Regions from separate parts of the Homo sapiens genome. Here region 2 is linked to region 1. A link is an interaction called in ENCODE POLR2A ChIA-PET data of the cell type or tissue named here. Cell type or tissue: PC-3. All regions are shown on one strand. Links, peaks and the distances in the headings refer to the core of each region. The heading gives the core; the rest is flanking DNA. Region 1 overlaps LOC102724322 (a long non-coding RNA gene). Region 2 overlaps GNE (glucosamine (UDP-N-acetyl)-2-epimerase/N-acetylmannosamine kinase).

Evidence for each region. Peaks named below come from ENCODE experiments on the same cell type or tissue, not always from the same donor. Only the 100,000 strongest peaks of a DNase experiment are listed, where the experiment ranks them.
Region 2: POLR2A ChIA-PET joins it to region 1 with 6 read pairs; 16 of 35 experiments call an interaction of 5 or more read pairs at or near these places.

The regions. Positions count from the first base shown.
Region 1 is chr9:36,304,495-36,308,884 of GRCh38, forward strand. All of the region lies in intron 3 of LOC102724322 (a long non-coding RNA gene), which reads left to right. It also overlaps the pseudogene HMGB3P24. Among named protein-coding and RNA genes, the nearest start is that of GNE, 48 kb to the left of the region's middle. In PC-3, for the core only: no CTCF peak of the experiment used is centred there; a DNase peak (open chromatin) is centred at 2,327; H3K27ac peaks cover 1,150 bases.
Region 2 is chr9:36,252,859-36,257,248 of GRCh38, forward strand. The region is part of intron 1 of GNE (glucosamine (UDP-N-acetyl)-2-epimerase/N-acetylmannosamine kinase); the gene reads right to left. Among named protein-coding and RNA genes, the nearest start is that of GNE, 3.4 kb to the right of the region's middle. In PC-3, for the core only: no CTCF peak of the experiment used is centred there; no DNase peak of the experiment used is centred there; H3K4me3 peaks cover 129 bases.

The DNA of each region.
Region 1 (4,390 bases), core at 81-4,080:
GTGGCTAGTGAGCCTTATCTCTCCCTTTCCCAGGCATTGTGAAGACTCTGTTTCTCTAGCTGTGTAGCTGCAAGGTCACTAGGCAGATAATCTCAAGTCGTAAAACATGTTGTTCCTTGGAAAGTAAGAAATGATGTAATGCATGTCTTAATTAAATAACTGTCTTTGTTTCTTGCTTCTGTAATATGCTTCCCCCTGCACAGATCTCCCACCGCCCCACAAAATGCTTAAAAGGTAGCTTGACTCTTTGTTCATGGCTCAGTCCTTTGGATGTTAATCCGACTGGGTCGGTGCACCTAAATAATTAAATAATTCCTCCTCAACCCCTCAGTCTTTCTGATTCCTTAATTATCCCACTGCAGCATGTCTGCACAGAGAAGGCATAAGCAGACATCTTGCCCTGTGGTTTCTTGGGGTCACCTTTAGCCATCCTGACTGTATTGTTCACTAGTCTGGGTAGCGCAGGGCATGACGCGTGGCTCGGCGCTCCCTAGCCTCATGCTAGCTGCCTCCATGAGAGCCACCTCCATGCCTGGCTAATTTTTTTTTTTTTTTTTTTTTGAGACGGAGTCTTGCTGTGTCACCCAGGCTGGAGTGCAGTAGCACGATCTTGGCTCACTGCAACCTCCTCCTCCCAGGTTCAAGCGATTCTCCTGCCTCAGCCTGCTGAGTAGCTGGGATTACAGGTGCCTGCCACCATGCCTGGCTAATTTTTGTATTTTTAGTAGAGACGAGGTTTCACCATGTTGATCAGGCTGGTCTTGAACTCTTGACCTCATGATCCACCCGCCTCGGCCTCCCAAAGTGCTGGGATTACAGGCATGAGCCACTGTGCCCAGTCTGGCTAATTTTTATATTTTCAGTAGAGACGAGGTTTCTTCATGTTGGCCAGGCTGATCTCAAACTCCTGACCTCAAATGATCTGCCCACCTTGGCCTCCCAAAGAGCTGGGATTACAGGCATAAGCCACTGTGCCTGGCCACTTTTTACTTTTTCTTTTGTTGTAGAGACAAGGTTTCATTAGGTTTTCCAGGCTGGTCTCGAACTCCTGGACTTAAGCGATCTTCCTGCCTTAGCCTCCCAAAGTGCTGGGATTACAGACAGGAGCTACTGTGCCCAACCCTATTATACTTATAATAATTAGTTCATCCGTTTACATATATTTATACTCTTACACTAAGTTTATCAGTCTCATATATATTTTATTCACTTTTTACGTTTCTGTCTCCTTCACTGAAGTAAGCTCCTTAAGGGATGTTTAGGGAACATTTGCGAATGAATGAACAAATTTAAGAATGAGTGAATGGGTAATTGGAGCCTTGGTTCTCAGTAAACAAATCTTAATAAAAAATCAGACTAGCTGGGTGCGGTGGCTCATGCCTGTAATCCCAGCACTTTGGGAGGCTGAGGCGGGCAGATCACAAGTTCAGGAGTTTGAGACCAGCCTGGCCAACATAGTGAAACCCTGTTTCTACTAAAAATACAAAAAAATTTAGCCAGGCATGGTGGCATGCGCCTGTAGTCCCAGCTACTCAGAAGGCTGAGGCAGGAGAATCACTTGAACCCAGGAGGCAGAGGTTGTGGTGAGCCAAGGTCACTCCACTGCACTCCAGCCTGGGCAACAGAGCAAGGCTCCATCTCAAAAAAAAAAAAAAAAAAAAATCAGGCTGGGCTTGGTGGCTCATGCCCGTAATCCCAGCACTTTGGGAGGCCAAAGCAGGCGGATCACCTGAGGTCGGGAGTTTGAGACCAGCCTGACCAACATGGAAAAACCCCATCTCTACTAAAAATACAAAATTAGCTGGGTGTGGTGGCACACGCCTGTGATCCCAGCTACCAGGGAGGCTGAGGCAGGAGAATTGCTTGAACCTGGGAGGCAGAGGTTGCGGTGAGCTGAGATCCCGCCATTGCACTCCAGCCTGGGCAACAAGAGCAAAACTCTGCTCAGACTTTCTGCTCATGATATGTGGAATTTTTTTGTGTGTGTGCCAAAATATCATGTTGAAGGATTTTTTGACAAACCACCAAGCCTATGAAATGAGCTTTTATTTTGCAGGGTCAAGCAGCTGTTTGAAGTGTAATGTTTGGACAGGCCTGAAATCTACAGCACCAGGATTTTTCCTACATAAATCATCTTTGGTATATTTGTTTTCTGGGTGTTAAATCAAAATAGTAACTTGATAGTCAGTTTATTGTGCCTCCTAAAATTCACACAGATGGTTTTTGTCCCCCCCGCCATCAACGAAAGCCCTAAGCTGAAGAGTAGGTACATTATCACTAGCAAGTTATGTGACCTTGAGCAAGTCACTTCTACAATATCGGGTTCGATTTCCTCATTTCAAACAGAAGGTGAGTTCATTTCCTGCTCTGTGTGGCTGCTTAGAGCCATTCCCACTTCCTGCTGTGTTCTCCCCGGTATCACAGGAGCTGGCATCTGGGAGATGACAGTTCCTGTAGCTGCTCTTCAGGGCTCCAGTGCAGGTTCTGCCAATAAACAGTGTATCTGCAAGATTAAGAGAGTGAGAGTAGAGAGGATTATGGCTTCTGGCAGCGGAAGGCAGGTGAGCAGACTTCAGCAGGCTTTGGAAAGAAGGTTTCAGCCACATGTTCCGGGTGTCTTCCTGCAAGGTGTTCACCTCAGTGCTGCAGGGAGCTGAGTTTGTTGGTAGTTCCTACACAGCTTGATTTTCTTAACACTAACAGCAGTCTTCTGCCCTTCCAACAGTTTGTTTGTTTGTTTGTTTGTTTGTTTGTTTGTTTTATATAAAAGTTAGGCCTGGTGCGGTGGCTCACACCTGTAATCCCAGCACTTTGGGAGGCCAAAGTGGGAGGATCACCTGAGGTCAGGAGTTTGAGACCAGCCTAGCCAACGTGATAAAACCCTGTCTCTACAAAAGTACAAAAAAAATTAGCTGGGCATGATGGCGGGTGCCTGTAATCCCAGCTAATCTGGAGGCTGAGGCAGAAGAATCACTCCAGCCTGCGCAAGACAGCGAGACTCCATCTCAAGAAAAAAAAAAAAAAAAAGGCCAGGTGCAGTGGCTCATGCCTGTAATCCCAGCACTTTGCGAGGCCGAGGCGGGTGGATCACTTGAGGCCAGGAGTTTGAGACCAGCCTGGCCAACATGGTGAAACCCTGTCACTAGTAAAAATACAAAAATTAGCCAGACATGGTGGTGCATGCCTGTAATCCCAGCTACTTGGGAGGCTGAGTCAGGAGACTCACTCAAACCCGGGAGGCGGAGGTTGCAGCGGCCGAGATCGCTCCACTGCACTCCAGCCTGGTGACAGCAAGACTCCGTCTAAACAAAAAATAAAAAGGCCGGGCGCGGTGGCTCTCGGCTGTAATCCCAGCACTTTGGGAGGCCGAGGCGGGTGGATCACAAGGTTAGGAGATCGAGACCGTCCTGGCTAACACGGTGAAACCCTGTCTCTACTAAAAATACAAAAAATTAGCCGGGCGTGGTGGCAGGCTCCTGTAGTCCCAGCTACTTGGGAGGCTGAGGCAGGAGAATGGTGTGAACCTGGAAGGCAGAGCTTGTAGTGAGCCGAGATTGCGCCATTGCCCTCCAGTTTGGGCGACAGAGCAAGACTCTGTCTCAAAAAAAATAAAAATAAAAAAGTTAGTTTTAGTTTTTATTTTAAAAATAACTACAGATCCCTTATTTACACGGAAAGACTACCAACATTTTTTTAAGTAACAGCTTTATTGAAATATAATATCGAAAAGCCACTTAAAGTATACAATTCAATGGGTTTTTAAAAATATATTCAAGGTGTTGTGCTGTCATCACAATGAATTTTAGAACATTTTTATCACCCTTAAAAGAAACTGCAAACCCATAAGCAGCAGTCTCTCCCTGTTCCACCCCAACTCTGCTCTCCCCACCTAGCCCTAGGCAACCAGCAATTCACTTTCTGTCTCTATGGATTTGTCTGTTCCGAACATGTCATATAAATGGAAACATGATATGTGGCCTTTTGTGTCTGGGTTCTTTCATTTAGCATAAGGTGTTTAAGATTCCTCCACATTGTAGCTTGTTATCAGTACTTTGTTTCTTTGTATTACCAAATAAAGTCTCATTATATCACATTTTATTTATCCACTCATCATTGGAGGGATATTTGGAGTGTTTCCACATTTTGGCTATTAGAATAATGCTGCTGTGAATATTTGTTGTTTTGTGTTGTTTGTTTTTGTTTTGAGATGTAGTCTTGCTCTGTTGCCCAGGCTGGAATGCAGTGGCATGATCTCGGCTCACTGCAACTTCTGTCTCCTGGATTTAAGTGGTTTTCATGCCTCAACCTCCCAAGTAGCTGGGACTACAGGCACCTGCCACCAAGCTCAGCTAATTTTTGTATTTTTAGTAGAGATGGGGTTTCACCATGT
Region 2 (4,390 bases), core at 136-4,135, 52 kb before region 1:
GGATAAACTATGATAATATAAATAAATATATGGCTCACGCCTGTAATCCCAACACTTTGGGAGGCCGAGCTGGGTGGATCACGAGAGGTCAGGAATTCAAGAACAGCCTGGCCAACATGGTGAAACCCCATCTCTACTAAACATACAAAAAAAATTAGCCAGGTGTTGTGGCACACACCTATAGTCCCAGCTACTTGGGAGGCTGAGGCAGGAGAATCACTTGAACACATGAGGCGGAGCTTGCGGTGAGCCAAGATGGTGCCACTGCACTCCAACCTGGGCAACAGAATAAGTCTCTATCTAAATATATATATATATGATGTGTATATATATGATGTATGTATGTGTATACATACACACATACACAACGTATATTACAAAATTGGTAACATATTCTATAAACTGTTGGGGCAAAGCTTACTTTTTTTTTTTTTTAAAATACAGTCTCCCTCTGTTGCCCAGGCTAGAGTGCAGTGACATGACCTTGGCTCACTGCAACTTCCACCTCCCCAGTTCAAGAGATTCTTGTGCCTCAGCCTCCTGAGTAGCTGGGATTACAGGTGCCCGCCACCACACCCACCAAATTTTTTTGTATTTTTAGCAGAGACGGGGTTTCACCATGTTGTCCAGGCCAGTCTCAAACTCCTGACCTCACATGATCCACCCACCTCGGCCTCCCAACGTGCTAGGATTACAGGCATGAGCCACCGCGCCCAGCCACAAATCTTACTTTTTAAAATGCTTTTAATTATGACTCAAATGGTAGAATGAGAACATTTAAAGATATTGGAAATATCAAATCTAAAAGTGCAAAATTTTGGAAATTGCTGGCCATCAGCTTTTCAAATATACAAAGAGTTATAAGAGCCCTAAAATTTAGCAAAAACATTCAACTTTGGCTGGGCACAGTGGCTCATGCCTGTAATCCCAGCACTTTGGGAGGCTGAGGTGGGCGGATCACCTGAGGTCACGAGTTGGAGACCAGCCTGGCCAACATGGTGAAACCCCATCTCTACTAAAAATACAAAACTTAGCAGGGTGTGGTGGCGTGCACCTGCAATCCCAGCACTGAGGAGGCTGTGGCAGGAGAGTTGCTTGAACCTGGGAGGCGGAGGTTGCAGTGAGCCGAGATTACACCATTGCATTCCAGCCTGGGAGACTGATCGAGACTCCATTTCAAAAAAAGAAAAAGAAAAATTAGCCAGGCATGGTAGCGCGTGCCTGTAATCCCAGCTGCTTGGGAGGCTGAGGCACAAGAATCGCTTGAACCCAGGAGGCAGAGGTTGCAGTGAGCTGAGATCGCACCACTGCACTCCAGCCTGGGCAAAAGAGTGAGACTTTGTCTCAAAATAAATAAATAAATAAATAAATAAAAACAAGAAATCTGGCTGGACATGGTGGCTCATGCCTGTAATCCCAGCACTTTGGGAGGCTGAGGCAAGAAGGACTCCTTGAAGTCAGGAGTTCAAGACCAGCCTGGGCAACATAGCAAGACTCCTGTCTCTACAAACAAATTTTTTTTAATTAGCTGAGTGTGGTTGTGCACACCTGCGGTCCTAGCTATTTGGGAGGCTGAGGCAGGAAGATCACTTTAGCCCAGGAGTTTGAGGCTGTAGTGAGTTATGATCATGCCACCGCACTCCAGCCTGAAAGACTGAGCAAGACCCTATCTTTAAAAAAATTAAAATTTAAATCCAGCCTGGGGCAAGTAAATTTCCTTTTGTAAGGAGGCAATCACTTTTCATCAGTACTTACAATGGACAGTCTTGAGTTGAGAGAATGCAAAAAGCTGCTTTCAAGAATTGAGTTTCGGCCGGGCGCAGTGGCTCACGCCTGTAATCCCAGCACTTTGGGAGGACGAGGCGGGCGGATCACCTGAGGCCAGGAGTTCAAGACCTGCCTGGCTAACATGGCAAAACCCCATCTCTACTAAAAATACAAAAATTAGCCAGGCATGGTGGCAGGCGCCTGTAATCCCAGCTACTGGGGAGGCTGAGGCAGGAGAATCACTTGAACCCGGGAGGCGGAGGTTGCAGTGAGCCGAGATCCTGCCACTGCACTCCAGCCTGGGCAACAAGAGTGAGATTCCATCTCAAAAAAAAATAATTGGGTTTCTCAGATTGCCAGTGAGTTCAAGATGAAGGCAAGCTTGTCTATAAACCTGGCCTTAGGTAACATTGTTCTATTTTTCAGTTTACTCATATGGCCAGCTTGCTCTCAGTTTAGGTAGAATAACCTTTGAGTAACTGGTAAGTACGAGGCATTTTAGTACTGCCAGATGGAACATTTACTGTTCTTTGTAAAATAAATATAAATTGACAAACCATGAATGATTTGTTTTGCCTCACAGTATTTTTCTTTTTTCTTGAGACGGAGTGTCACTCTGTTGCCCAGGCTGGAGTGCAGTGGTGCGACCTCAGCTCACTGTAACCTCCACCTCCCGGGTTCAATCAATTCTCCTGCCTCAGCCTCCCAAGTAGCTGGGATTACAGGCGCACGCCACCATGCCTGGCTAATTTTTGTATTTTTTTAGTTGAGACGCGGTTTCAACTAAACCAGGCTGTTCTCGAACTCTTGACCTCAAGTCATCTGCCTTGGCCTTGCCTCACAAAAATTAAAAATGTAAATTAAAAGCCACAAGAGGCTAAATAGCAAAAAGTCTTCTCATATGTGTTCCCCAGCTATATAATTCTTTTCCCTGAAAGAAACTATAGTACGAATTGGAAAAGGACCACTGCACTCCAGCCTGGGTGACAGAGTGAGACCCTATCTTTAAAAAATTAAAATTTAAATAAAAAAATAAAAACAAGCAATCTTTTAAATGAACATTATGAAGTAGGTGCATTGTCCAGCACAGAGCTCAGAAAGTCAGAAGGTGGGACTGAATACTTGCATCCATTTCACTCTTCAATTCTATAATTGTACCTGAGCCACCAAAAGAAAGACAGAAAAACAAATAATAGGTGACAGATGGATGGATGATAGATGTTAGACAGATAGATGATAGTTTTCGGACAAGTTTGCCTTCATCTTGAACTCACTGGCAATCGCTGAAAAACCCAATTCTTGTTTGTTTTTGTTTTTGAGACAGGGTCTCACTCTGTTGCCCAGGCTGGAGTGCAGTGACATGATCTCAGCTCACTGCAACCTCCACCTCCCAGGTTGAAGCGATTCTCCTGCCTCAGCCTCCCAAGTAGCTGGGATTACAGGCATGTGACACCATGCCCAGCTAATTTTTTTGTATTTTTAGTAGAGGTGGGGTTTCACCATGTTGGCCAGGCTGGTCTCGATCTCCTGACCTCAGGTGATCCGCCGCCTGGCCTCCCAAAGTGCTTGGATTACAGGCATGAGCCACCATACCCAGCCAGAGAAACCCAATTCTTTTTTTTTTTTTTTTTTTTTTTTTTTGAGACAGACAGCCTGTCGCCCAGGCTGGAGTGCAGTGGTGCAATCTCGGCTCACTGCAACCTCCGCTTCCTGGGTTCAAGCGATACTCCTATCTCAGCCTCCTGAGTAGCTGGGATCACAGGCGCCTGCCACCACATCGAGCTAATTTTTGTATTTTTAGTAGAGATGAGGTTTCATCATGTTGGCCAGGCTGGTCTTGAACTCCTGACCTCAGGTGATCCGCCTGCATTGGCCTCCCAAAGTGCTGGGATTACAAGCGTGAGCCACCACGCCCGGCAGAAACCCAAATTCTTAAAGACTACTTTCTGCATTCTCTCAACTCAAGACCGTCCATTATAAATGCTGACAAAAGGTGATTAACCCTTTCCAGAAAAATAATGCCCCACTCAACCGTGGAAAGAGTTCTTTGTGAAGAGAATATTTTTAAGGCTATCAAATAAAAATAATGAACACTTGGGTCAAGCAGTCACTGAACAGAGGAAACAACAGTAAACATTTGCTGAGCGCTTCTGAAGTGCCAAACATTGTGCTAATAGGTTTCTTCACATGTATTAACTCATTTCATCCTCACAGCCCTCGTATTAGCCGCGTTTTACAGACAGGAAGCACAGAGAAAATAATTTACTTGCCCCAAATCACTGTTTAATAGTTCATCATTGGCCAGGCGCGGTGGCTGACGCCTGTAACCCCAGCACTTTGGGAAGCCGAGATGGGCGGATCACTTGATGTCTGTTCAAGTCCAGCCTGACCAACATGGTGAAACCCCGTCTCTACTAAAAATACAAAAATTAACCGAGCATGGTGGCAGGCGCCTGTAATCCCAGCTACTTGGGAGGCTGAGGCAGGAGAATTACTTGAACCCAAGTTCATCATTGAGAGAACCGAAAATCAAACCCTTGTCTGAATGACTTCAGCGCTCAGAACACTGTCCCACACCCAGTGTTTGCCTTGTGTCTGTTCATTCCATAAACATCCATGAGTA